Regions from separate parts of the Homo sapiens genome. Here region 2 is linked to region 1. A link is a contact called in ENCODE Hi-C or POLR2A ChIA-PET data. All regions are on one chromosome and are shown on one strand. Each heading gives the region's core, a stretch centred on a gene start or an enhancer-like site at or near the end of the contact. The rest is flanking DNA. Distances are from core to core; before and after follow the strand shown.

Region 1 (5,842 bases), core at 1,120-3,619:
CAGCTCACTGCGAGCTCCGCCTCCCAGGTTCACGCCATTCTCCTGCCCCAGCCTTCCGAGTAGCTGGGAGTACAGGCACCTGCCACCACGCCCGGCTAATTTTTTGTATTTTTAGTAGAGACGGGGTTTCACAGTGTTAGCCAAGATGGTCTCGATCTCCTGACCTTGTGATCCACCCACCTCGGCCTCCCAAAGTGCTGGGATTACAGGCGTGAGCCACCACGCCTGGCCAGAAAATAATCTTAAATGTTAACAAAACATTATTTCGTAGTTTAATTGGCAGCATTTTTTCTTAACATATAAAAGAATGGTACGTAAAATAATGGAATCTTAGAGTTGATGAAATATGATAGGTACAATTTATGGATAGTAGTATGTACATATAAAACACACATGAAAATAATACACATTAACTTTAGAACAGTGGTTACTTTTTTAAAGATATTGGGAAAAGGAGCTTTTTATTTTCTCCTTAAAAAAGGTAAAGATGTCAAAATGTGAAATCTGGGCAATAGGTAAAATTGTTGTATTTTTCTCTAATTTTCCATATGTTTGAATTTTTCATAAAATCTTGAGTTAAATAAAATACAGAAACAAAATTCAGTGTCCTAAATTGCCTTTCAGGAAGAGGGTACACATTTACAATCTTAATAGTATACAAGAGTAGCTATGTTTTTCACTTTCTTACCAGTGTTGCACATTGCCAAGCTGCTGGGTAAAATATTGTAACCTACATTTTCTTGATTTAATTCCCAATTATTTGATTACTAGTGAGTGAAAATGTTTTTCTCATATTTGCTTATTCTTTTATTGTAAGCCTGCTCACACATGTTAATTGGCAGCATTTTTTCTTAACATTAAAGGATATTCTGTTTACATATTTATAATTTTTCTTGATTTGTGAGAGCTCTTTATACATGTAGGATTTTAACCATTATTCTGTTACCTATGTCATGGATTATTTTCCTGAGTTCGCCATTTGCCTTTCAATACTGTAATACTGTGTATGGTTTGTTGTTGTTGTTTTTAAGGAAAGATATTCACAGATTGGACTAAGACCAAAGGACATCTAGCCATACTGAAATGACCTAATTTTTGAAAAAAACACAATCTCAACCTCATAGGGATTTCCCCCCCAAAAAAATCACATCATGCAACTTCTGAGCTTTTTCTTACACAATAACTTTTTGTTTCGATGCCAGCTTTTCCTACAGGCAGAATAAGGGCTTTCTACTCACTATGATTGGAGCGGTACTAGAGAGAGGGCTAAGATGCTCAGAGCTGAAGAGTATAAGAGAGCTCTCCTTGGTCAAAAATATTCCCTTTTACCCTTCATATACACTTTTAAATCAAATAGGATTTATTTTGTTTTATTTTACTTTAAAAGAATTGAAAATTTACATACAGTAAACTACAAAGAGCTTTTGTGTTAAATTTGATATGTTTCAACAAGTGTCATACTTTTACATTCAAAATTTTCAGAATTTTCTTTAACAGTTTCATCAACCTTCAGTTGCATACAAAGACAATTTTTTATATCCTAAGTAAATATTTACATATATTTTAAGACATTGGCCTTTTGAATATTTGTACTTTAATACAACTGGAACTTATTTCTGAGGTAAAAATCTAATATAACATTTTCCTATAGATTTTTCCATTATCCCTTTATACCAGCTGTTACATAAGCCAATCTTTTCTCATTATTTGAAGTTGTCCTTTATGACATATTCATGTATATGCTTGTATTTTTATAAGCATTCTATTTTATCGTTTTGTGTTGTGTGTCAGTACCATGTCATCTTAATTATCATAGTTTTACTATACATTTTATTATCTGATAGGGAAAATGCCCCTTATTATTCTACATTTACAAAAATTGAATGTGTTTATTTTTCCAGATGAATTTTTCAATAACTTGGCCAAGATATCCCTGCCAAATAAAAATCTCATTAATGTGTTGATTGAATTGTTGTATGTGTAGATTAATGTAGGGGTCATTGGTATCTTTAGCCAAGGTGAGTTCCACCAGGAAGATGCTACATCTTTCTATTTATACAAGTGTTTTTAATGTCCCCAGTACAGTTTTGTAATTTTCTCCATATGATCTACACCGTTCTTAAATTAATTCCTTGTTATTTTATATTTCTTATTGCTGTGATGAGTGAACCCCCCTCCTCAGTATATTTTAAATGTATACCTTCTTAGACAACTAGTTTTATTTACTTACCAACCCCAATCCTGCAAGAAAAAAAAAAACCATATATATATATATATTTCAATTTCTATCATATCCACCAGATGGCAGTCTTGGGCACGTCCATCTGTAAACCTGCTGAGAGCTCTGGTGACAAGAAAGGCAGTGGCTGGCAGACCTTCCAAGCACTCAGAAGCACGCGGACAAAAAGGTTTTTTTGTAAACCCGAACGAAAAATAAACCCAGCATTATATAATTATAGTATTTGTACTGCTGTTAACCTTTAATCTTATAACCCATTAGTGGAGACAGAGAAGGACTGTCACTGTGCCCTTCAAAATCATATTTTTTCCTGTCCATGTGATAAACACCTGTGGCTTCTTGGCAGCACTTTTGGTTTGATTCCAGGGACTCTTATGGTTAAAGGCAGGCTTTAATCTGGCGTTGTTTTCCTTCTCCTAAAAGCACCATTTAAATCGGAAGTTACTGGATTTCTAAACGGTTAAGACCGTCTTCCGACTGGTTTTTATCATTCCCAGATCTCTTCTGAAAGGAGGTGGTGTGCATAGTTAATATGAAAGGAACTGGCTTGTTCTACGCGAATACAAATCTGAATAACTCTTATATATTAGACCTTTTTTTTTTTTTACTTTAGTGACTTCCAGTATCTATATTTAGAAGTGTATAATTACTTGAGATATATATATATATATATACACACACACACACATATATAGTGTGTGTGTGTGTATCTATGTGTATATATATACATATACACATGTATTTTTAGGGCTTTTGGCTTTTTTAGGGCGGGACACGTGAATCTGGCAGTTGAGACAGAATTTTTCCTATAGCGGTGTAACAGTGTACAATACTAAACTAATGAAATGTCTTTCACTATCAACAATTTACGTATCCATGCTGATTGCTTTAACACTAGAAAAAATATGCCAAAATAAACTACATTTTCTAGGCGCTTTCACACCAAAAACACACACACACAGCTGCTTGCCCATTTGAGAACAGCCAATAAAGCAAACTCTTTGAATGATTTGTGGTTTTGTGTCCCCAGAAGTTTTAACAGTAGTTCTGAAGATTTGTCATTTGTGTGTGCTTCAAAGATAGAGTAATACATTTTATAGCTGGGCAGATCTCTAACTATATAGTTATAAAATCTCAAAGCTGAGAAAACCCTGAATGCCAGATGATCTTTCAGCAGCCTCTAGTGTGAGTGTCAGGAATGAGTTCATTTCCATCTTTGATCAGCTCTGCCTGTCGTGTTGCATCTCTGCTTCTTCTCCTCAGTTGTCTTATTAACCCTCGGGGCTATGAAAATAAGTATTTAAAAGCTCCTGGAACCCACAAAAAACACTAAGCCTTGAGAGAGATGTAGTTGATCTGAGTCACATATGCTAACAACTTTTTATTTCCCTGATTATTCTTCCTGTTCTGTACAATGACTAGAGAGAATAAAACTACATCAGGTACAAAAACCACCTGCCTTCTTAATTAATGACCTTTGTTATAGATTAACTTCTCCTTTGTTGTCCTGCTTCACTTAGATCAGATGACAGAAAACCCATGACTACACCCTCTGTAAAAGGTGTTCAGTGTACCTTTCCCAAGAGAAACACTGCCTGTAACCAAATTGCTGTAACTATGTGCCAACCTTGTATGAAAAATGTTGCAATCCTGCCAAAAACTCCTGTCTCTGCCTATGGAAATGAAACCTTGAGCTTCCTTCCTTCAGCACGCTGACTCCATTCCTTTGGAGCTGGTGCTCCTGGGTGGGCTGTCCTCAAACTCTGCGCTTGAATTATCTGTTTAAATTAGATTCTGACCTTTTTGATTATTTTAGGTTGATAGGGCCAAAATTTAACCCCACCTATTAGGATGACTTCCAGCATATTCTCTTTTCTGTCCCCCATTATTTCATTGATTACCATTATATATCCTAACGCCAACTGTATTCACCATCCAGGACCCTTTTCTCCCAATGTGCTCTCATTTTCTTGATCATTCTTAAAGTATGCAACCCAGAACTGAACATTTATGGGTAGCAGAACTGTCTCCTCCTTTATTCTCATTAATACTTTTCTGTTCTTCTATTTAACACCGAAATATTGAACTAGATTTTCTGGCAACTGCATGATACTGTTTGAGTCCTTCGAGCTTATTTTTGGTTGGTGTTTTGGTTAACCTATTTTGCAGGACCTTTATTTGTTCCTATTAAGTTTTCTTGGGTAAAATTTATTAACCTTTTGAGTTGGTTGTGGATTTATCTAAGATATGTTAGCTATCTTCTTCTTTCCAGTAACTCCAAAATTTCATACATAAACCTCCCATACTGAATGAAACAGGTCCAAGTACTGAGGCCCTGTGGGAGGCCTCAGAAACTTCTCTTCAGTAGGATGCAAATTGACCAATCTTTTACTCAACACCCATTAGGTAAGAATTTCAGCAATGTACTGATCCACTTATCTGCTCATATTTCTCCAGTTTATCTACAAGGATATCATAGGATTTTACATTCTTTGCAGAAGTCACTTGCATATAACCCAGCTTAAGCGGAGGCTTCACTTTGACCTATTCCTCTAGGTCCTTGCAAATTTTTGGTGTTGGTTTTTGCTTGTGGTATTGCTTGCATCATTTATGCATTTTAAAAATCCTGAGCTTGTTACAATTCTTCCTGTGTAACTGCTGATTTCTTGGTTTTGTTTTTATTGTTGTTTTATTATTTTTAGGTACCTCTGCCTTTTTATTCTGTATGTATGTTATACTTCAATTAAAATATTTTTAAAAATATCCCTGATGCATTGAAAAAAATCAAAACTACAAGTTGCTCTGCAACCTGAAGGCCAACTGTAGCAGTGTAGGTTGGTTAAGGTAGAACAGTGCCTCATCCACAGACACCAGTCGCATCACAGACACGTGGACTTAGATGTTGCAACCACTCTCCAGCAAGTGGCAGGAAAGTGTTCTAATTCTAATGAAACTAGTATAGTTATATTGCAACAAATACCTGACAGGTGGAAGTAACATGACTTGCAAAAAAAGTGCTTTTTTTGGAAGTGGTTTTTCCAATTTACCAAATCTGCCACATGGGCCAGCAGCAGCCCTGGAGCCTTGAATTCCTCTGGGAGAGGAGACGAGGTAGCTCTGCACCCTACATTCTCCCCTACCTGATATATATCCTCTTTCTTAAATAAAAAAAATAAAAAAAAAAAAAGAACAATGGAAAAAGGCGACACTGTAGGACTGTGGCACAGGAATTAAGCAGCATCTGAGCAATCTTAAAGGACCAGTTTTGGTTTCCTAGGCTGGAGTTCAGCCTTTTTGGAAGGGCCTGTGACACACTCAGTATGTCCTTCTACAACTCTTATTCTCTTGACTTCCTCAGTCACCAGGCTGAAAAAATAGCAAATGAGAAAAAGTAGAAAGGAAGGGAATGCCCCAGATGTAGATAGCATTGTAAATTTCTGCAGATATATGTGTTATTTATAATGTGTATATAGATAGTGTATATTTTTGTGCACATTTCGGTATATATGCTATACTTCAATAAAATTTTAAAGAACCTTGAATAATGCAATAAACCTTCATATATATTTATTTATATGAGGTTTCTGTTGGTGGAAAACATGG
Region 2 (5,842 bases), core at 2,012-4,511, 81 kb after region 1:
GGGACAAGCAACAGAAGACAAACTTCTGACACAGCGAAAGCAGGAAGAGGCCGTATGGAAAAGACTATATGGTGCCACACGGACAAGGTTGAAACCCAGGAGATCATCAACCTGCCCTGTGGAATCTGAGAGTCTTATGCCCTGGAAACACCAACTACAGCAATGGATGGGGGTGACAAATGGAGATGAATACAGGGAGACTGATATGGCATGTAGTTTCAAGGCAAAAGGGAGGGATTCTTATCTCATAAAGCTGAAACAGCTAGCTAGAGGAAATTCATGCAGCTAAACAGTTTGGGCACTGATGGCCCAAAACAAAAATCTCAGAATCTGTCTTTTAGAGATTCCCAAGAATAACGGCTCAATAAATATTGTTAAATGAATTAATAATTGTATGGCAGTGCATCTCCAAGTTATATCTGATTCTTAAATTTCCTGTTTCCTTTGTGTCCTGCCTATCTATTTTAATACTGTCCTTTGAAAAAGAGGTGAGGCAGTGTATGTATAGACATGTAGTTACGTACACTTTAACTGGGGAGTCAACATAGCAAAATAATTGTTTGCCCTAAATCCTGGGCAGATGATTTGGCTACAGCCTGAAATATATTCCTCTGAGCAGTGTGCTGTGGGTAGTAGTCTGTTTGGCCATGTTCCCTGCTTCTAGGGGGTCTCCTACCTTCACCTGTGTCCTTAGCATGCTCCGCGATGGCTTCCTTGAGTTTCTCAGTATAACTTACAATTCCTTTCAGAGGTACCCGTTCATCGTTTTCATATGCCGTTATGTGAATTGAAGGATAATGCTGAAAGAAAATACATGCACGAAGAGTTTACATTATTTCTTATGGTCCCTTGCCACTATAGAGACTATGAAAAATAATTACCTCCAATTTTTCCCTGTAAGTGCTCTATGCTTTTTCTCACTTGCTATCTTGAGAGCGCCTCAGTATTACAGTAGTAGACTACTTGTTATCTGGAATAGCCTTTTCTTGACTAAAGGACCTTAGCTAATTTAGTAATTAAGGCATGATAAGTCTATTCCCCTGAGGTATTAAACATGGAGCATGAGCAGAGATGGTGCTGAAGATATTTGGGCATCATAAGTAGAAACATCTCTAAAGCTCCTATTTTTGCTTCAGCTTGGATAAGTTTTTTTTTTATTATCTTCTGTGTAAATTCAGGATAATCTAACACAATTGTCTTTCACTACCTGAGGTTTAATATTTTGATAGGGACAGTAACGTTTTATGTAGTTCTTGTGTTTTTCATCAGATGAAGGATTCCCCCATTCTTCTAATTCTTCTAATGTCAGAGGAAGTGTAGTGTCCATCATGGTGTTGAGAACATCCAAGAAAGGTGCCTAAAAAAAAGGCAAAGAAACTTATACTTCAAGTAAGAGGTTGGTAAGTGAGTTTCAGAAAAACATTCTATTTTATGAATATACATACTAATATGAGAGAAAATAACTCAAGCCATGTAGATTCCTAGGAGCTAGAATACTCAGTCCTTAACCAGGGCCTGTAATTTATAACCTACTTTTAAAGTCTTCAGATTCCTTAAATGACATATAACAAGAAATGGTTTATCTTCTAATTTCACAATATTTATTTTTAGCTTAGTACCTTTTATTCATTTATATTTTTTCTTATATAAAAGCAATAAATGCTACTGTCTCATACCAATTAGGACAGTTAGTTATTATATTAAAACAACAACAACAACAACAAGTATTGGCAGTAATGTGGAGAAACCGGAATCCTGATACACTGGTGGTTGGAATGTAAAATGGGGGAGCTGCTTTGGAAAACAGTATGGTGGTTCATCAAAGAGTTAAGCTTAAGATTACCATATGATCCAGCAATTCCACTCCTGGCATATAATCCCCAAAACTGAAAGCAGGGTCTTAAAGAGATCTGCATACCTATGTTCACAGCAGCATATTCACAACAGCCAAAAGGTGGAAGCAACTCAAGTGTCCATTAACCAAAGAACGAATAAGCAAAATGTGGTATACACATGCAATATTACATGGAATATTATTCAGCCTTAAAAATGAATAAAATTCTGATCCACGCTACAATATGGATGAACCTCAAGGATATAATCTAAGTGAAATAAGCCAGTCACAAAAAATTTTGTATGACTCCACCTATGTGAGGTGTTTGAGTAGTCAAATTCACAGAGACAGAGGCTGTGGGAAGAAGCAAATGGAGAGCTGTTTAATCGGTACAGGGTTTCAGTTTTGTTAAGATGAAAAACGAGTTCTGGAGATTGACTGCATAAGCCTATGAGTGCACTTACCACTACTGAACTATTCACTTAAAAATGGTTGAGATGGTAAATTTTATGGTATTTTACCATAATTAAAAATTTTTAAATGAAAAAAATACACAAGGAATAAAGTCTTTTTGACCAGTTGGACATTTTATATTAAAAGCAAAAAACGCTAAGTAAAGAAACTCTGCAAAATACCCAAGGTGAAAGAAGAGAAAACAACCCATTGGCTTATAATTAGTGTTACAAAATTTAATAAAACGAAGGCTGGGTCGCACATGGTGGCTCATGCCTGTAATCCCAGCACATTGGGAGGCTGAGGTGGGCAAATCACTTGAGCCCAGGAGTTTGAAACTAGCCTGGGTAGCATGGTAAAACCACATCTCTACAAAACAACAACAAACCACAAAAATTAGCAGGGCATGGTGGCACATGCCTGTAGTCCCAGATACTCAGGAGGCTGAGGTGGGAGGATCACCTGAGCCCCAGAGGTCGAGGCTGTAGTGAGCTGTGTTCGTGTGCCATTGCATTCCAGCCTGGGTGAAAGAGCAAAACTCTGACTCAAAAAACAAAACAAAACAAAACAAAAAAACAAAAACCCCACAAAAACAACAAAACAAAAATGAAGGCTGTATTTTTCACTTAGCTTTATTTTCTTCTGTTAACATACTTTTTAGCTTTCCCTCATATTAACATTAACCAAGTATAGTGAGTCATCTGTAATTCTTTTTGGCTGCCTACCATATGAACTTTTTTGCATTTGAAAAACCTCCAACCTTATCAGCTAGAGCCTGCCTCTCACTGTGGAGATACTAAGTGCTAGACTTCTCTTTCCCATTTTTCCCTGCAGCTTGGGAGTAGCTGTGTGACCCATGTGTGACTTGGGTCTATCAACCAGACACATGTGCTTTACACTCTGCATGGAAAGTTAGTGATTCAAAGAAGCAGTGATCACAGATAATTTATTCTGGCAAAAGTGCCACAGCTATATCCAGCTCTAGAAGTTGCACTGGCAGTGTGAGGTGATTTGTGCTTGGCAGTGGCGGCAGTAATAGTTTCATTGGGCCAATTCTATGCCTTTGGCTCTGAAGCCTCTAACACTGGTCTGAAGACACCTACATTTTCCTAATGCCCTTTAATCCCTTTTCTGCTTAAATTAGGGTTGATTTTTGGTGCTTATAAGAAGAATTTGACTTATACATGTATAAAAGGTTGTCTCCTAGTCTTCACTATAATAAGCAACCTAGCATAAATATCCTTCTCATCATTTCCTTTTAAATTTCTAAAAGTCAAAATCTAGTTGCTTTGTCTTTAAACTGTAAATAATTCTGCCATTATCTTTGTGCATAGGCTATTCTCCACATTTTTCTGTTTTTAAAAAATAGACTTACAGGTGACTACTATTTAACACTTATTTACAAGCCCACAGTATAAACTCCCCAACCTCAAAATAAAAAATCCTGAAAATAATTTACTCTCTCCCATCTCAGTCATTATTTTTCAGAGTAACCTAGAAGTAGGAGAATGATAGCAGTGAAACCAACTGCTACAATGTAACTTCGTAATTTCTGACACTGGGAAAAGATAATCATTTTCAGAACAGGGTAAGATATTTCAATTAAAATACGGAAAAACTATGCCCAAACGACCATTAAGAATGGACTATCTAAAAATAAAGAGCCTATAAATCTAGGACTGAAATGTTGATGGGCAGTAGCCTGTCAAGGTGACCAGGAGCCAAAGGACTCAGTGCATTCCAGAGTCACAGCGTGCTTTGCCTGGCTTTCTCAACTGGGACTCATATATGCTTCAGTGCTTTTTCACCAATTCTAAATGTCCTTACAAATACAAATGAGCAATGGAAATAGCCATTAATATCTTTCAGTGGAAAGCCTTAAAGATAATAAAGAACACTGTATCAGAGAAGAATAACGGTTAATAGTTGGATTAAAATAACTTTAGAAGTTCTCCTCAAGCTATAATTCTGAGTTTAAAACTTAAAAGCTTTGTTATACTCCTATGCTATGGTAAAACTGTAACAGAAATGTTTTTCTTTCCTTTTTTTTTTTTTTTTTTGACAATGTCTCACTCTGTTGCCCAGGCTGGAGCACAGTGGTCCACTGCAGCCTCAACCTCTTAAGAGATCCTCTTACCAACAAGCCTGGGTAGGTTTTTTTTTTTTTTTAATTTCTTGCAGAGACAGGGTCTCGCCATGTTGCCCAGGCTGGTCTCGAGCTCCTGGTAAGCAATCTGCCCACCTCAGTTTCCCGAAGTGCTGGGATTACAGGCATGAGCCGCTGTGCCAGCCCAAAAACATTTTTCTTAGAGTAGCCTATGGCTTCACACCTCCCCCATTCTATAAACAGTAGAGACAGAGCGTACTCACCTCCAAAGTCACCGCTCTCACCAGCTCTGGATTAGAATTACACAATGCTCCTGCAAGCACCCCTCCAGCACTGAAAGCAGTCAGGGTTGTTAGACTTGGCTGAGAAAAGCCTTGGCCATGAAGCGTCTTAATGCAAGCCTCTAAATCAGCAAGGCCATTGAGTTTTTTAGTTAGGCGGCCATCAGCGTGCCACTGGAGGCCTAACTCACCACCACCTCTGAAATTGAAGGGCAAAAAAGTTTTAGTGGAAAAAAAAAGTTAATACTGTAGGCTGGGGTCAGCGAACTACACCTGGAGGCCTGTTTTTTGTGTGGCCCTGGAGCTAAGACTGGTTTTTGCTTTTTAAAGGTTGAGTGAAAACAAGGAATGTGCAACAGAAACTGTACGCGGCCTGCAAAGCTTAAAATGTGACTATGTAGCTCTTTAGAGAAAAAGGTTTGCCAACTCCTGATATAGACAATCCAGAATTGATTCAACGAATATATTTTGAGTGCCTGCCCATTTATCAGGGATTAAGTACAGACCTTAAAAGTAGAAACAAACGAAAATCCCCTACCGTGGAGAAGACAGTAATTTTGTGGGGTAAGAAAACAACGACTTACCCAGCAATGTGGTGTCATTGCTACAATACAAGTGTATTTAAGGTATTACAGGAGCAGAGGAAAGAACATCCATCTGCCAGGTGAGGGGTATATACACGAGTCAGGAACACAAATGCTTTTAAGGAGATGATGCCTAAACTGAGTTGTGAAGGAAAAATTTGAGTTTCCAGAGGGCAAAGAAAAGGCATTAAGACACAGATACGACACAGCATGTATAAGGGCAAGGAGGTGACAGAGCATGTCATTTAAAAGACATGACTTTGGGGGCTGGACACAGTGCCTCAAGCCTGTCATCTCAGCATTTTGGTAGGCTGAGGTGAGCAGGTCACTTGAGGTCAGGAGTTTGAGACCAGACTGGCCAACATGGTGAAACCCCCGTCTCTCCTAAAAATAGAAAAAATTAGCCAGGTGTGGTGGTGCGTGCCTATAAGCCCAACTACTCGGGAGGCTGAGGCAAGAGAATTACTTGAACCTGGGAGGCGGAGGTTGCAGTGAGCGGAGATTGCGCCACTGCACTCTAGCCTGGGAGACAGAGTGAGACTCCATCTCAAAAAAATACAAAACAAAATAAAAAAAATAAAAG

What was found. A loop is a pair of places that touch in the nucleus more often than their neighbours do. ChIA-PET counts read pairs that join two places held with the same protein, here RNA polymerase II (POLR2A). Pooled maps may share reads with other maps.
Region 2: a map of heart left ventricle shows a loop between it and region 1 (2.3-fold over the local background). The contact joins two enhancer-like sites. A Hi-C loop is called at or near these places in 2 of 168 maps with a recorded cell type or tissue (both heart left ventricle), 2 of 37 single-sample maps with no recorded cell type and 3 of 50 pooled maps. POLR2A ChIA-PET finds 5 or more read pairs at or near these places in 9 of 52 experiments (CD8-positive, alpha-beta T cell, H1, MCF 10A and 6 more).

Annotation. Positions count from the first base shown.
Region 1 is chr2:44,241,927-44,247,768 of GRCh38, forward strand. It overlaps a transcript of PPM1B not described here. Among named protein-coding and RNA genes, the nearest start is that of SLC3A1, 31 kb to the right of the region's middle. Within about 2 kb of position 2,370, at least 9 of the 41 ENCODE cell types and tissues checked have a DNase peak (open chromatin) inside an H3K27ac peak, as active enhancers do.
Region 2 is chr2:44,322,055-44,327,896 of GRCh38, forward strand. It overlaps PREPL (prolyl endopeptidase like), which reads right to left. Exons shown (of 14, transcript NM_001171613.2): 10 at 4,658-4,874; 11 at 1,208-1,357; 12 at 677-800. It also overlaps a transcript of SLC3A1 not described here. Among named protein-coding and RNA genes, the nearest start is that of PREPL, 37 kb to the right of the region's middle. Within about 2 kb of position 3,262, at least 4 of the 41 ENCODE cell types and tissues checked have a DNase peak (open chromatin) inside an H3K27ac peak, as active enhancers do.